2 separate regions of the Homo sapiens genome follow, and region 1 is linked to region 2. A link is a contact called in ENCODE Hi-C data. All regions are on one chromosome and are shown on one strand. Each heading gives the region's core, a stretch centred on a gene start or an enhancer-like site at or near the end of the contact. The rest is flanking DNA. Distances are from core to core; before and after follow the strand shown.

Region 1 (7,540 bases), core at 4,102-6,601, 2.3 Mb after region 2:
GAGGATCACTCGAGCCAGGAGTTCATACAGTGAGACAGTGAGCTGTGATTACATTCCAGCCTGGGTGACAGAGTGAGACCCTTCTCAGAAAAAAGCAGGGGAGATCATTCCCTTAATCTGTGAGACAATGACCCCCATCTTCCAGTTTATATCCAAGAACGAATCAATGTAGATACAGGAACAAGGATCCCGAATTAGGCTACAGGAGACACAGATGCCAGTATTGGCTCTGCCTCTAATTAGCTACATGGCTTTAAGCAGTCATGTTACCTTTCTGTCTCTGTGTCTTCAACTGTAAAACAAGGTGGTTCACCTTACTTCACACCATACACAAAAATTAACTCAGTATGTATCAGAGGCTTAAATGCAAGAGCTAAAACTAACACTTAAAAAAAAACAGGAAAAAAAAATCTTCACAATGTTGGGTTAGTAAAGATTTCTTAGATACAACACCAAAAGCAAAATCAATAAAAGAAAAAAATGATAAACATCAAAATTCAAAACTTTTGTACTTTAAAAGACTCCATTAAGAAAATGAAAGAGGCCAGGCGCGGGGGCTCACACCTGTAACCCCAACACTTTGGGAGGCCGAGGCAGGCAGATCATCTGAGGTAAGGAGTTCGAGACCAGCCTGGCCAACATGGTGAAACCCAGTCTCTACTAAAAATACAAAAACTTAGCCTGGTGTGGTGGCACGCATGTGTAATCCCACCTACTTGGGAGGCTGAGACAGGAGAATTGCTTGAACCCAGGAAGCGGAGGTTGCAGTGAGCCAAGATCATGCCACTGCACTCCAGCCTGGGCGACAGAGTAAGACTCCAACTCAAAAAAAAATAATAATAATAAAATTAAAGAAGGCTAAGCGCAGTGGCTCACGCCTGTAATCCTAGCACTCTGGAAGGCTGAGGCAGGCAGATCGCTTGAGCGATCAGGAATTTGAGACCATCCTGGGAAATGTGGCGAAACCCAGTTTCTACAAAAAACACAAAAATTAGCCAAACGTGGTGGCATGTACCTGTAGTCCCAGCTACCTGGGAGGCAGGGGTGGGAGGATCACTTGAGCCCAGGAGGTGGAGTGAGCCCTGATCATGACACTGCACTCCACCCTAGGTGACAGAGTAAGACTGTCTCAAAAAAAAAGAAAGAAAATGAGAAGAAAAAAAAAACTACAGACAGGAAAATATTTAAATTAAATCATATATCAGATGAACGACGCATACCCAGAATGAATACACATACAAACACACATACACACACTTCTATAACTCAAAAAAAAAACGAACAGCCAGGCGCAGTGGCTCACCCCTGTAATCCCAGCACTTTGGGAGGCCAAGCAGGCGGATCACCTGAGGTCAGGAGTTTGAGACCAGCCTGCCCAATATGGTGAAACCCCATCATTACTAAAAACACAAAAATTAGCTGGGCATGGTGGCAGGCACCTATAACCCCAGCTACTCAGGAGGCTGAGGCAGGAGAGTTGCTTGAACTCAAGAGACAGAGGTTGCAGTGAGCCGAGATGGCACCACTGCACCCCAGCCTGGGCAACAGAGCAAGACTCCATCTCAAAACAAACAAACAAACAAAAAAAAAAACAACCCAATGGGCAGTCCAAGTGGACAAAAGATTTGAATAGATATTTCACCAAAGAAGATCCATGAAAGTCTAATAAATAAGGACATGAAAGGATGTTCATCATCATTAGTCATTAGGGCAATGCAAATCAAAACCACAATGAGATACCACTTCATAGTCACTAGGATGGTTACACGCAAAAAGACAACAAATTTAGAGAAACAAGAACTCTTATAATTACTAGTAGGAACATAAAATGGTACAGTTACTTTGAAAATCAGTTTGGCAGTTTCTTAAACAGTTGAATTTGTGATATAACCCAGCAATTCCACTCCTGGGTATACATCCAAGAAAAATGAAACATATTCATGGGGTGACTTGATGTGAATACTCAAAGCAGCCTTGTTCCAAACAGCCAAAAAGCAGAAACAATCCAATGCCCATTAACTGGTATCCAATAAAAAGGAACCATGTACTACATGGCAGATGGATGAACCTCAAAAAGCATTATGGAAAGTAAAAGAAGCCAAACACAAAGGACCACATATTATATGATTACATTTACATAAAATGTCCAGAAAGGACAAATCTATAGAGACAGAAAGTATATTTGTGATTGCCTGGGGCTGGGGGTGGGAACAGGGAGTAACTGCAAATGGACATGAGGCATCTTTCTGGAATGATGGAAATGTTCTAAAATTGGATTGTGGTGATGACTGAACAATTATGTAAATTTACTAAAAGATTATTGAATTGTACATTTTAATCAGGTAAATCTTATGGTACGTAAATTATATCTCAAAATTGTTTTTTTAAATGAAAAAATATTTATGCTAAGTGGAAGAAACCAAACATGAAAGACCACATGTTATATGATCCCATTTATATAAATGTCCAAAAAAGGCAAGTCCATAGAGACAAAAAGTAGATTTGTGGTTGTCTAAGGCTGGAGGTGGAAAAAGGGATTAACTCGTAAGAAAGCACAAGAGATCTCACGGGGATGATGGAAATATTCTAAAACTGGATTATGGTGATAGTTGTACGACACAGGGAATTTACTAAAAACCACTAAATGTTACACTTAAAATGGGTGAATTTTATATTAAATTATACCTCAGTAAAGTTGTTTTAAATCTATGAAAGATGGTCAAATCACATTGGAGTTCCTAACCTTTTAAAAACCATGGACCACTTTGTGAATGTGAGGAACACTAACCCTATCCAGAAGACTGAGAGACTCCCTTTTGCCCACTCACAGACATCCTATGGGTCTGAGGACACCAAATTAACAAATCACGAAATCTCTAGCGCCTTTGCAACTCTGAAATTCTCTGCCACCTTAACAGCAAAGGCTTTGAGAATGACTACAACCATCCTCTTCACCCTAGAAAGATGGATACACTACCAGAAAAAAAAAAAAAAAACTCTTCTTTTAAAATGATGATAGGGAACCTCCTCTTTACTTCTCTGACATCATTTTGGAATCTTCCATTTAATCCTTTCCTTCAATATGAAACTCTGACTGGGGGAACCAGAAGCAATCAGTCCAGACCGGGAACTAGCTGTCTTTAGAACCAACGAATACATGTCAAAGACCCAATATGTAGCAAGGACACAGGCCCATGAAGTGGCTTAAGCAAAGATGTGATGTCTTTATTTAGTCCGAGTTGTTTTGTTTTGTTTTTGTTTTTCCTATACGAACCAATATTGCTTTAAGCCCAGATTGTCTTAAAACAAGAGGCAAGTAAAAACAAAAATTATTTCACGAAGTTCTTTTTAAACCCACAGTGAAATAAACACTGACACCCCCAAGGCAGCTAGGAAGTCTTCAGTTGGTCTTTGTTATAAAACTAATTTTAGGGCAGGATGCTGGCAAAGCAGATAATTCGCCTTCCTCCAATACACAGGTGTCTGCTCATGTCCGTTGGATTGAGCCTGTATAGCTAAACATTTTGATTTCCAAGGTCACTGGGTTATTGTTGTCCAACAAATACTCCCCTCATCCCCAGTCCCCAGCCTCCTCCCAATCCCTAGGCTTCTGTGAGAATTACAATCTATGTGCAAGTTTTGGTCTCTGCCAACTGGTATTCCTGGACCCCCTTCAAATCTTTTCACACACCAGCCCAATTTATCGGATCACGTCAAGGCACTATTTGAGGGCCTCCAGTGATACTTAAAATTCCAAAATCTGTACCAAAGCTGAGAAGATCCCTAAGATCTGGCTCCTCCCTTCCCTCTCTATCCTTGCCAGCCTTCCTTCAGGTCCTAAAACAAATCAAGCTCTTCCCTTACTCAAGGCCACTGCATCTCTATATCCCTCTGTAAGGAAAAATCTTCCCGAGGCTCTTAATCCTCACTTCTCATGCTTCAGGGCTCAACTGAAATGTTATCGCCTCAGAAAAAGAATTTTCCTTGAAATCACCCTAAGTAGATCTCCAGGTTATTCTCTATCAGAACATCTTGTTTATCTCCTTCATGGCACTTGCCAAAGCCTCTTCAAATTTTTTTTTTTTTTTTTTTTTTTTTGAGTCAGAGTCAGGGTTTGTCGCCCAGGCTGGAGTGCAGTGGCGCGATCTCAGCTCACTGCAAGCTCCGCCTCCCGGGTTCAAGGATTCTTCTGCCTCAGCCTCCCGAGTAGCTGGGATTACAGGCGCGCACCACCACACCCAACTAATTTTTGTATTTTTAGTAGAGACGGGGTTTCACCATATTGGCCAGGCTGGTCTCGAACCCCCGACCTCGTGATCCGCCCGCCTCGGCCTCCCAAAGTGGTGGGATTACAGGCGTGAGCCACCACGCCCAGCCCTTCTTACTTCTTTTTGTCTTCTTATTTAATGTCTACCTCCCCGACTGGAAAGTCAGTTGGAAGGAGTCGTAAGTTGGGTCTCGGTTGCTCAGCGCGGTTCCTGCAGCTTCACCTGGAGGATCCCCAGTTCGCCCCAGCACGGATGGAGGAAAAACTTAAAGCTCCCTATCTATCCCACAATCCCAGAAATCGATGGCTGTGCCCACTTCAAGATCCCATTTCTCACACAGCCTCGGAAAGGCCTGTCCCACACCTGCACTTTCTTTCTCTACAAGACACATGGGCCGCTCCTGTCCACACATTTGAGAATCCTGTACACAAATCTCTCCTGAGCCCCCTCAAGCCTCACCCCACCCCACGCCACCTCACAGGCGCGCGCCTCAAAACCCCCTTCCCGTCTCACACGCGCTCCTCGACACAAGCGTCCTACAAGCCCCCAGCCCCACAAGCGCCCCACGAATTCCTATGAGGGCTGCGCTCCCCGAGCTCCCGCGGCTCCCCACGTTCCCGTGTCCCCCGCCTCCCAGCGCCGCGCCTCCCCCCTCCGCAGCGCCTGCTCTCACCGATCACCTCCTGCAGCTCGTAATCGTCCCTGTTGATGGACCAGGGCAGGGCGCTCGAGTCCTCGGACATGACGGCGGCAGCGGCTCGCGGTCCTCCCTCAAACTCGCTGACCTCGCTCGTCTCCTCGCCGCGCGTCTCCCCACCCCCAACAGCCGCCGCCGCCGCCGCCGCGCCCCCACCAATCGTCTCGGAACAGCCACGGGTCGGACGGCGCCGGGGCGCGGGGTCACCGCGCGGCAGAGCAGCGGGGGCTCAGAGCTCCGGCGGACCTCGCCTCCTGCTCCTCCGAGTCCGGCACTGCCCGGCCCAGCCCACGTCCTGTCCTCGGCCTCCGCAGCAGCAGCGACAGAAGCTTTGCCTGGGCCCAGCCCCTCTGTCCCGCCCTCCACCCCAGCCCCACGCACGGGCCAAACTTTCCCCTCTTCCTCCACCTGCCGACACGCAGCGCGCTGACGTCACTGCGCTGGTCACGCCCCACCTCGGGCCCGCCTCCGGCCGCCATCTCCAGTGTGGCTGGATGTAAAGTGAGCAAGCTAGAAACCCGAGAAGGTAGGAGTTCGCGGTGAAAGGGAAGAAGTGCTTAGGTAGAGGTTCATCGAAGGCATCGAAAAGCCGTAGGAGAGCCTCAAGTAGCACAGAGGCAGTAGCCACACTAAGCATGGCGACCAAAGGGCAGCAAAGTAGAAGGGGCAGAGCCACTTCTAGCGCCTGGGGCACGCTGCTGTCTCCGTCGTCGCATTCATTGGTTTGTTTGAGAAGGAATCAGAAAAGCAATGGGTGTGGGTAGACGTCAGTCATAAATTGGTCCCGCCTCCAGGCTCTTAGCGCGCTTCTCCGTGTTAGGGCTGCAGCCCTTCAAGAGCTCCGTTACCGCGCTCGTCTTACCACTTCCTCTGGAGTGACGTCACGGCGTAACCGTCACACCCTCGAGACGTGCGAAAGGCTCTACAGGGTGTGGAGAAACCCTGAGGGAGCGGCTGGGTGGGGTAGCCTTTGGGTGTGGACCACTGCCAACTAGGATAAAAGGCCTTGGGCCACTGGTCGGAGTGAAACTGGAAGTTTGCCTGGTGACATTTTTTTCAAGGCGGACGTTCTCTCTAACGCTTGTCGCGGCGCTGTCTCTCGCGGGTCCACCCTGCACTGGGCGGGTTCTGTCCATTCGCAGCTTTAGATCTGAAGCTCAAATAAGCACCTGCCTTGAGGGACTCGGGAGGTTGTCTTTCTTCCCCCCGGACAGGGCTTGGGGTATTAAACAAGTGAGATCGACCCACGGATTTGGGGGTTGTCTCACGGGCGTTGGCTTTTGTCGCCCCCACTGAACAGTTTTCTCAGTTTGACTACGTACGGCCGTTAGAGAAATTAGCGAGCTGAAGACTGAACACGCTTGGTAAATTGGATTTTAAAAAATAATGAGCATCCAACAGGGATAGGGCTAGGTGCGAAACTGTTCTAGGTTGGACACCTTTCAGTCCAACGGCAGTCTTTAAGGAAGAGACCTTAGGCCGGGTGCGGTGGCTCACGCCTGTAATCCCAACACTTTGGGAGGCGGAGGCGGGCGGACCACCTGAGGTCAGGAGTTCGAGACCATCCTGACCAACATGGTGAAACTCCCTCTCTACTAAAATACAGAAAAATCGCTGGGCGTGGTGGCTGGCGCCTGTAATCCCAGCTACTAGGGAGGCTGAAGCAGGAGGCGAAGGTTGCAGTGACCCGAGAGCATGCCACTGCACTCCAGTCTGGGCAACAGACGGAGACACCGTCTCAGAAAAAGGAAGAGACCTTCACCTAGGCCCAGCTGAGACGGAGCAGGGACCCCTTTTAGGGCCTGCAGGCCCTCAACCATGGAAATAAAGGAAAATCTTGAGTTACTTCAAGAGAAATTCCCGGCACTTAGCTAGCCTTGAAAAGTTAATGAACCCCTTGATAAGCAAGAGGGCAGTAATAACTTTAAACATTAGCCAAAGAAACTAAAATAACTGGATGTTTGGTTCCCTATAAAAACTAAAGATAACATCAACACATGTCCCTGAGTTGTTTTTTAGAAACCCAGACCCCCACCAAATGGATCTGCTGGCACATAGACCTCAGAGAATGGGGAGCTAAGGACTGAACTCTGACTGGTGGTTTGTTTTTTCTCTAAGTTTCTTCTTCCTGAAGAAGGTCATGCCCACAAGCTGTAGCTAACATTCTTTTCTACTGATCCGAAATTTTTAGACAAAGCTTCACCTCTTTTATCAATCGCAAATCAGAAAATCTTTGAATCCACCTATGACCTGTGGGCTCCTGCTTGGAGATGTCCCCCCTTTTTAGGTCAAACCAATGTATAACCTCTGTGTATTGATTTATGACTTTACCTGTAACTTCTTCTTTTCCGAAATTACCCCTATCTTTAAGAATGCTTGGCTGGGCGCGGTGGCTCACGCCAGGAAGTTTAGGTCCCCAGTATGTATTTCATAAGTTTATGAAATATGTATTATATATAATGTATATTTATATATATATTAAGCTTGAGCTACACTAATTCTCCCCTCTTGCTAGGCGCCCTGCCTTTCTACTGCAGCAAAACCTCCGTGTGGCAATCTAATGTCACTGCACTGG
Region 2 (7,210 bases), core at 2,571-5,070:
AATAGTATGATCATGGCTCACTGTAGCCTCAACCTTCTAGGCTCAAGCCATCCTCCTGCCTCAGCCTCCCAAGTAGCTGGGACTACAGGTGCATACCAGCACACCCAGCTAATTTTTATATTTTTTGTAGAGACAGGGTCTTGCTACGTTGCCCAGGCTGGTCTCCAACTCCTGGGCTCAAGCAACCCTCCACCTTGGCCTCCTGAAGTGCTGGGATTACAGGTATGAGCCACTGCACCCAGCCCAGCCCATTTTATGAATTTAAAAACTACCTCTTGACCAGGCGCAGTGGCTCACACCTGTAATCCCAGCACTTTGGGAGGTCAAGATGGGTGGATCACCTGAGGTCAGGAGTTCAAGACCAGGTTGGCCAACATAGTGAAACCCCATCTCTACTAAAAACACAAAAATTAGCTGGGCGTGGTTGCAGGTGCCTATAATCCCAGCTACTTGGGAGCCTGAGGTTGCAGTGAGTCAAGATTGCGTCACTGCACTCTAGCCTGGGTGACAAAGTGAGACTCCGTGTCAAAAGAAAAAAAAAACCCTCAAAAAAAACACAAAAAACCCACCTCTGACTATATATAATTCCACTCGGGCAGTGGACGTGTTGAAAACCATTCTTTTTTTTTTTCTTTTTTTGAGACAGGGTCTTGCTCTGTAACCCAGGATGGAGAATGCACTGGCGCAACGTTGGCTCACTGTGACCTCTGCTTCCTAGGTTCTAGCAATTCTTCTGTTCCATCCACCCAAATAGCTGGGGCTACAGGAGTACACTACCACACTGGGCTAATTTTTGGACTTTTAGTGGAGACGGGGTTGGCTAGGCTGGTCTCAAATTCCTGACCTCAAGTTATCTACCTGCCTTGGCCTCCCAGAGTGCTGAGATTACAGGTATGAGCCACTGCACACATCCGAGCCATTCATTCTCGTAACAAACAAGGTAATTAATATTAACTGTTAGGCTTTTTTTTAAAAAAAAATTTACAGTAACAATTTGTGGCCAAACATCCTAAAAATAAAATCCAGGGTGTCCAGGGATCCAAGGCAGAATTACAAGAGTACCTAGTGAAAAATCTAAGTTACCAAGTATTTTCTACTGCTTTGAACTTTGACAAGTATCCTCAAGCTTCACCCCTAATTGGTATGTCACAGTAGTAGCAGCATGGCTATGTTCACTCGAGGTTGTTCAAGTGGCATGTTTTCAACTACCAGTACTTCAAAATCCATTATGTGTTAATACACGTCCCACAGTGCCTGTAGTGCTCAGCATACAGTAAGTTTTTTTTTTTTTTTTTTTTTTGAAACGGAGTCTCGCTCTGTCACCCAGGCTGGAGTGCAGTGTTGCGATCTCGGCTCACTGCAAGCTCCGCCTCCCGGGCTCACGCCATTCTCCTGCCTCAGCCTCTGAAGTAGCTGGGACTACAGGTGTCCGCCACCATGCCCGGAATATTTTTTTTTTGTATTTTTAGTAGAGACGGGGTTTCACCGTGTTAGCCAGGACGGTCTCCATCTCCTGACCTCGTGATCCACCCGCCTCGGCCTTCCAAAGTGCTGGGATTATAGGCGTGAGCCACCGCGCCCGGCCAACATACAGCAAGTTTTTGACTATTTTTTAAAGCATGCAAAATTACATGTTCCACTGCAACCATCATTGTGGGTTGAATTAACTGTATAGCAACACACTAAAGTGTTTTAATTTTCATGTCAAAAAAGAACTGCTATTCACTGCCTCACTTAAATGTAAGCTAGGGATAAAACCTCTTATATTAAATACTGTGTAACTGACACACACTGAGAGCTTATCTAATGATAGCTAGTAGCAATAAACACAAGACTTAGTATTGTTGTTTACTTTAAGCTAAAAATTTGGCAGAAACCAGAAGAAAAGAAGATGGCAAATCTAAACAAAGGCAAAGCCCTAAACTACCAGGATAGAAAAGTGACCTCAAGGCATTTATTTTATTTATTTATTTTTGAGACAGGGTCTCACTCTGTCATCCAGGCTGGAGTGCAGTGGCATGATCACGGCTCTCTGCAGCCTCGACCTCGCTAAAACGATCCTCCCAACTCAGCACCCCCAAGGCCCCCCTACCTGGGATTACAGGCGCGTGCCACCATGCCCAACGAATTTTTTTTTTATTTTTTGTAGAGATGGGGGTTTTCGCCATGTTGCCCATGCTGGTCTTGAAACTTGGGCTCAAGAGACCCTCCCACCGTGGCCTCCCAAAGTACTGGGATTACAGGCATGAGCTATCACGCGCAGGCAAGACATTTTAAAAGTAAATAATCCCTGTCTACTTCTATGATGCAAATCCCTCTTCAGGATGGCTCTGAATCTTCCGTATTGTTTACTCCAAAACAAACTTTTACTAGCATAAACAAATCTGGGGATGGGAGGGAGGAGTGATTAGTGGACAGTTACCTGTGCGGAAACTTGAGGATGAAATCAGTGAGCTGCATGCACTTGAAAGGCATGGCCTGTCTCCTCACTTGAGTGCAAGGTCCATCGACCAAAGCCTAGAACACAAACATCAAGAACTTCAGTGCAAAATCTAACAGCAATTAAAATGGTCAGATGGTTCTGTAACATTACTTATCCGTTCAGGGCCATCAAACCCACACTACTATTTTAATAAATTGCTCAGAAAAGACAAGGATTGTCCTATCTGGGTTATATATATGTATGTCTTTTGCTCAACACAAACATTTCTCCACATCATTAAATGCTCCTTCTTAAACTATATAGTACCCCATAGAAACCAACCACATGTAATTTACAGGCAACTTTAGGACTCTGATCCCTGCTGATTTATAGTCAGTGGTCAACTCCTTAGTTTGCTTGTTTCAAATACACAGCAGTAAATACAAAAGTGCTTTCTACGTGCTGGATCTGTTCTAAACTCACTTTACGTATAGTAACTCATTTAAAACTAACCAACGTTTCAGCCTATAACTGGCTCTAGCTTAAGTGGCTAATACTGAAATTCAATACTAATAGCTAACTTCAGGCTGTGCTTAAAACCCGTACCATTACCTGTTTCCTCAATGGTAAAATAAAGCGACTACCCATAGCATCCTCATCTTACACAGCCATCGAGACAATTCATTATTGCCATCTGCAGGGCACATGTCCACTGCCATGTTTAGTAAAAAGTTGTGACACTTACCCTGTTCTGATCAATAACATCTACAATCGCGACCAATTTTCCGGCATGAGGTCCAAAGGAGACATAGGCCACCCGGCCAACCTCCACGAAGCGCCTGAACACCTAAAATTGGAGGAGAAAGGACAGTGAAACTTACTTAGAAATACTCGCTACATATGTCACCTTCTGCAGCTAAAGACAACATGGTTAAATTCAGCGAAAAAGAATGCTGCAGGGAACAAACGCCCGAGAGCCAGGCGCCAACCTGGATGGACGAAATCAGCAAACGCCTCAGTAGCTTAAGCCCGGTTCCCAACGCCCGCCAGCTCCCAGGTCCGCAAGGCCCACACGGCAGGACAAGGCTCTCGGACCACGAGCCGCATCAGCCATCCAGCTCCAGCGGCGGAGGCGCGCACGCGTGGCCCAAGGCGCGCCAGGCCTGCCGGGCCCTCCACGCGCTCGCCAGCGGCGAGTCCGGGAAGGGCGCGAGTCCGGGAAGGGCCCGATTCCGCTGCACAGCCGGCCCGGGGACCCTCACCATGCGCTTCCCGGGACCCTCTGGGAGCCGTTTGGCGCCTCAGCTTCCCAGCGGAGGTGGAGGTCGAGCGGCATGGTCGACGGCCCCGGAGCCCGCAACAGTAAGACTCACCATGTTGGCGGCGTTAGGCGAGAAGGAAGAAGACCCGCCCAACCCTGCGCATGTGTAGAAGAACGCACCGCCCCTGCGGTAACGAGTCACCGACGTGAGCACCGATTGGTTGGTGCGTGCGTGCGTGCGTGCGTACGCACGCGCTCGCAAGCTCACTGGGAAAACATGGCGGAGTCGGCTGGCGTTAAGTTGCTTTTTGGCAAAGTTGGGCGGCGAGATTGTTTTTGGTGATTTGGATTAGAAAGCTGCAGGAGGGTCATCGCTTAGTAATTTAGGGTTAAGAGTACAGAAGCTATGTCTTCCGTTGGTCGCATGCCATTTGAGTTCCTTTTTATTTCCTCGAGTTTTATTTGTTGGTTATTCATGGCTAGGTCTGTTCGCTCCTCACGTTCTCTCCTAATCTCAGTAACTTTGTTAACCTTTCATTTTCAAGTAATTCACAGTTACAGAAATATTGCTAAACTAGTACAAATAATTCCCACAAACCCTTCTAGATTCCACAAATGTTAACGTTTTGCATGTGCTATATCATTTGAAAGGAAATTGCCGACATGATGTCCTTCTATCGCTACATTTTTTTTTTTTTAAAGACGGAGTCTCGGTCTGTTGCCCAGGTTGGAGTGCAGTGGCGGGGGCTTGGCTCACCGCAACCTCCGCCTCCCGGGTTCAAGTGATTCTCCAGCCTCAGCCTCCCAAGTAGCCGGGACTACAGGCGCGCGCCACCATGGCCGGCTAATTTTTTTGCATTTTTAGTAGAGACAGGGTTTCACTATGTTGGCCAGGCTGGTCTCGAACTCCTGACCTCGTGATCTGCCTCCCTCAGCTTCCTAAAGTGCTGGGATTACAGGCGTGAGCCGCCGTGCCTGGCGTTACATTCTTTTATAGAGACAGGGTCTCCCTCAGTCGCTCAGGCTGGAGTGCAGTGGCGCGATCATGGTTCCCTGCAGCCTCTAACTTCTGAGTGAAGACGATCCTCTCGTCTCGGCCTTCCAAAGTGTTGGGATTACCGGCGTGAGCCACCATGCCCAGCCTATCTATACGTTCTTAAAATGTGTATTTCCTAACAACAGAGAGATTCTCTTATGTCATCAGTACACTTATCAAAATCAGGAAATTGATATTGCAATAGTACTATTATCTAACCTTCAGTCCTTATTCAAATTTATAAGTTGTTGCTCCTATGTTCCTTGGAGCAAATGGGAAAAAAAATTGTTTTTCCAGGCTCTTGATCTAATGGAGGATTACAAATTGCAATTATTTATCAGGTCTCTAGTCTTTAACTGATAGTTTTAGATTTAACTGTTAAATTTGTAACATGGGTTTGTTGGAGTTTTCCTCATTGGATTCAGATAGTGAATTTTTGGTAGAAATGCTATGTCCTTGGTGCATCACATCAGAATACATTCTCTCTCTCTTCACTCTCTCTCTCTCTATATATATACGCACACACAAACACTTTTTTTTTTCTTTCTTTTTTTGAGATGGACTCTCCCTCTGTCACCCAGGCTGGAGTGCAGTGGTGCGATCTCGGCTCACTGCCACCTCTGCCTCCCAGGTTCAAGCAGTTCTCTGCCTCCCGGGTTCAAGCAGTTCTCTGCCTCATCCTCCCAAGTACCTGGGATTACAGGTGCCTGCCACCACGCCCGGCTAATTTTTGTGTTTTAAGTAGAGACAGGGTTTCACCATTTTGGCCAGGCTAGTCTTGAACTCCTGACCTTGTGATTCACTTGCCTCAGCCTCCCAGAAGTGCTAGGATTACAAACGTGAGCCACTGTGCTTGGCCACACACATATACATTTTTTCGAAGAGATGGGGTCTGGCTGTGTTGCCCAGGCTGGAGTGCAGTAGCTATTCACAGGTCTGATTGTAGCCTGCTACAGCCTTGAACTCATGGGCTCAAGCAGTTCTGCTTCAGCCTCCAGAATAGTTGGGACTACAGGAATACACCACCACACATGGGTTCCCAATATTGTGGTGGTATTTTATTCTTTAGATTTTTACCCAGGCCAGTGCAGAGAGGTGTTACCTTTTATCACTTGATTAAGGTGATGATCTTTGCCATGACAGTTCCCAGATGTATTTCAAGCCTTTCCTCTAAGCTCTATGCCAGCATATCTTCCCTGAGACTGCTCTAGCAGCCTCCTAAATTCTGTCTTTAATCTGTTCTCTGCTCAGCAGTTAGAGGGATCTTTTAAGTAAGTAAATCAGATCACATTATTTCCTGTTTTTAACAGTTCGATTGCTTTTCATAATATTTGGAATAAAATCTCAACTTCTTACTCTGGCCTTGTATCATATGCTTTAATACCCAGATACACCTTATGCCATCCCTCCTTCATTGTGTTGAAGCCACACTGGTCTTGAATGGGCCAAGCTCTCTCCTCCTCCATGACCTTTATACATGGTGTCTCTCTTGCCAGGAATGGTCTACCCATTGTTAATACTCATCGTGTAGCAGTGCCAACTTATCTCTTGTATTTTTTCCTAGATATTTTTCTGAGAGTTAACCAGGCTACCACATAAAAAAAGGTTAAGTCCCCACCCTTCTTTTTCTAGCTCACCTTGTTTCCCTCAGAGTTATCACAATTGCAATTGTTTGACTTGTTTTGCTGCCCACGTAGGTGTTGTTTCGTTCCAGTTAGAATAAGTTCCATGAGGGCAGGACCTTTGCTGTCTTTTCTGTTTTATTTTCTCACCTTAGTCTGGTAAGGGGCTCAATAAATAGGTAGTGAATGAATCAGTCTTTAGGTCTTGTTGTCTTGCTTTATAATTTACAAAGCAAAAGATATGAATGAAGAAGAATGTTCATTTTAGCATTTTTTTTGCTACTATCTCCAAACTGGAAATTACCCAAAGGCCCATAAACAAGAGACTGGATAAATTGTGATAACAATCTATAGCAACGGAGTCTACAGCAACTACATGGAACAATGCGGATGAATTTCATAAATAACACTAACAAATAAGCTGACACAATATATCCTGTATGCTTTTATTTATATCAAATTCAAAACAGGCAAAACTAATCTACAGTTCTTATAAGTAATGATCATATTTACCTTTGGTGCAGGCAGCAGTGGCTAAAGGGGAAAAGGGGAGCTTCTGAGCTGCTGGCCATGTTGTTTCTTCATCTGGTGTTAACTACGGGAGTGTGTTATTATTTTTGTTTTAAATTTTTTTAGAGACGGGTCTTGCTATGTTGCCCAGGCTGATCTGGTACTCCTGGCCTCAAGCCATTCTCCTGCCTAAGCCTCCCGAGTAGCTGGGATTAGGGGCACGGGCCACCCCGCCTGGCTGAAGTGTTTGCTTGTGAAAATTCAGAGCCCTATCCATATGGTTTATGCGTTTTCTCACCAAATGTATGTTAACCTAAAAAGTTTTTTTTTAATGCAGTTTCCTGGCTGTACAACCAGAG

What was found. Hi-C counts contacts between places; a loop is a spot of excess contacts on that map. Pooled maps may share reads with other maps.
Region 1: a map of CD8-positive, alpha-beta T cell shows a loop between it and region 2 (7-fold over the local background). The contact joins the promoter of OXSR1 here to the promoter of RPL14 in region 2. A Hi-C loop is called at or near these places in 3 of 168 maps with a recorded cell type or tissue (CD8-positive, alpha-beta T cell and naive thymus-derived CD4-positive, alpha-beta T cell) and 15 of 50 pooled maps.

What each region holds. Positions count from the first base shown.
Region 1 is chr3:38,163,348-38,170,887 of GRCh38, reverse strand. It overlaps OXSR1 (oxidative stress responsive kinase 1), which reads right to left and starts at 5,351. Exons shown (of 18, transcript NM_005109.3): 1 at 4,942-5,351. The coding sequence starts at 5,011. It overlaps LOC101928234 (a long non-coding RNA gene), which reads left to right and starts at 5,412. Exons shown (of 5, transcript XR_940733.2): 1 at 5,412-5,491. RefSeq lists silencers at 4,857-4,906, 4,957-5,346 and enhancers at 4,578-5,193, 5,587-5,686, 5,957-6,086, 6,237-6,316, 5,477-6,676.
Region 2 is chr3:40,453,949-40,461,158 of GRCh38, reverse strand. RPL14 (ribosomal protein L14) reads right to left here and starts at 3,820. Exons shown (of 6, transcript NM_001034996.3): 1 at 3,685-3,820; 2 at 3,168-3,269; 3 at 2,423-2,517. The coding sequence starts at 3,687. RefSeq lists silencers at 2,027-2,321, 3,535-3,584 and an enhancer at 3,727-4,021.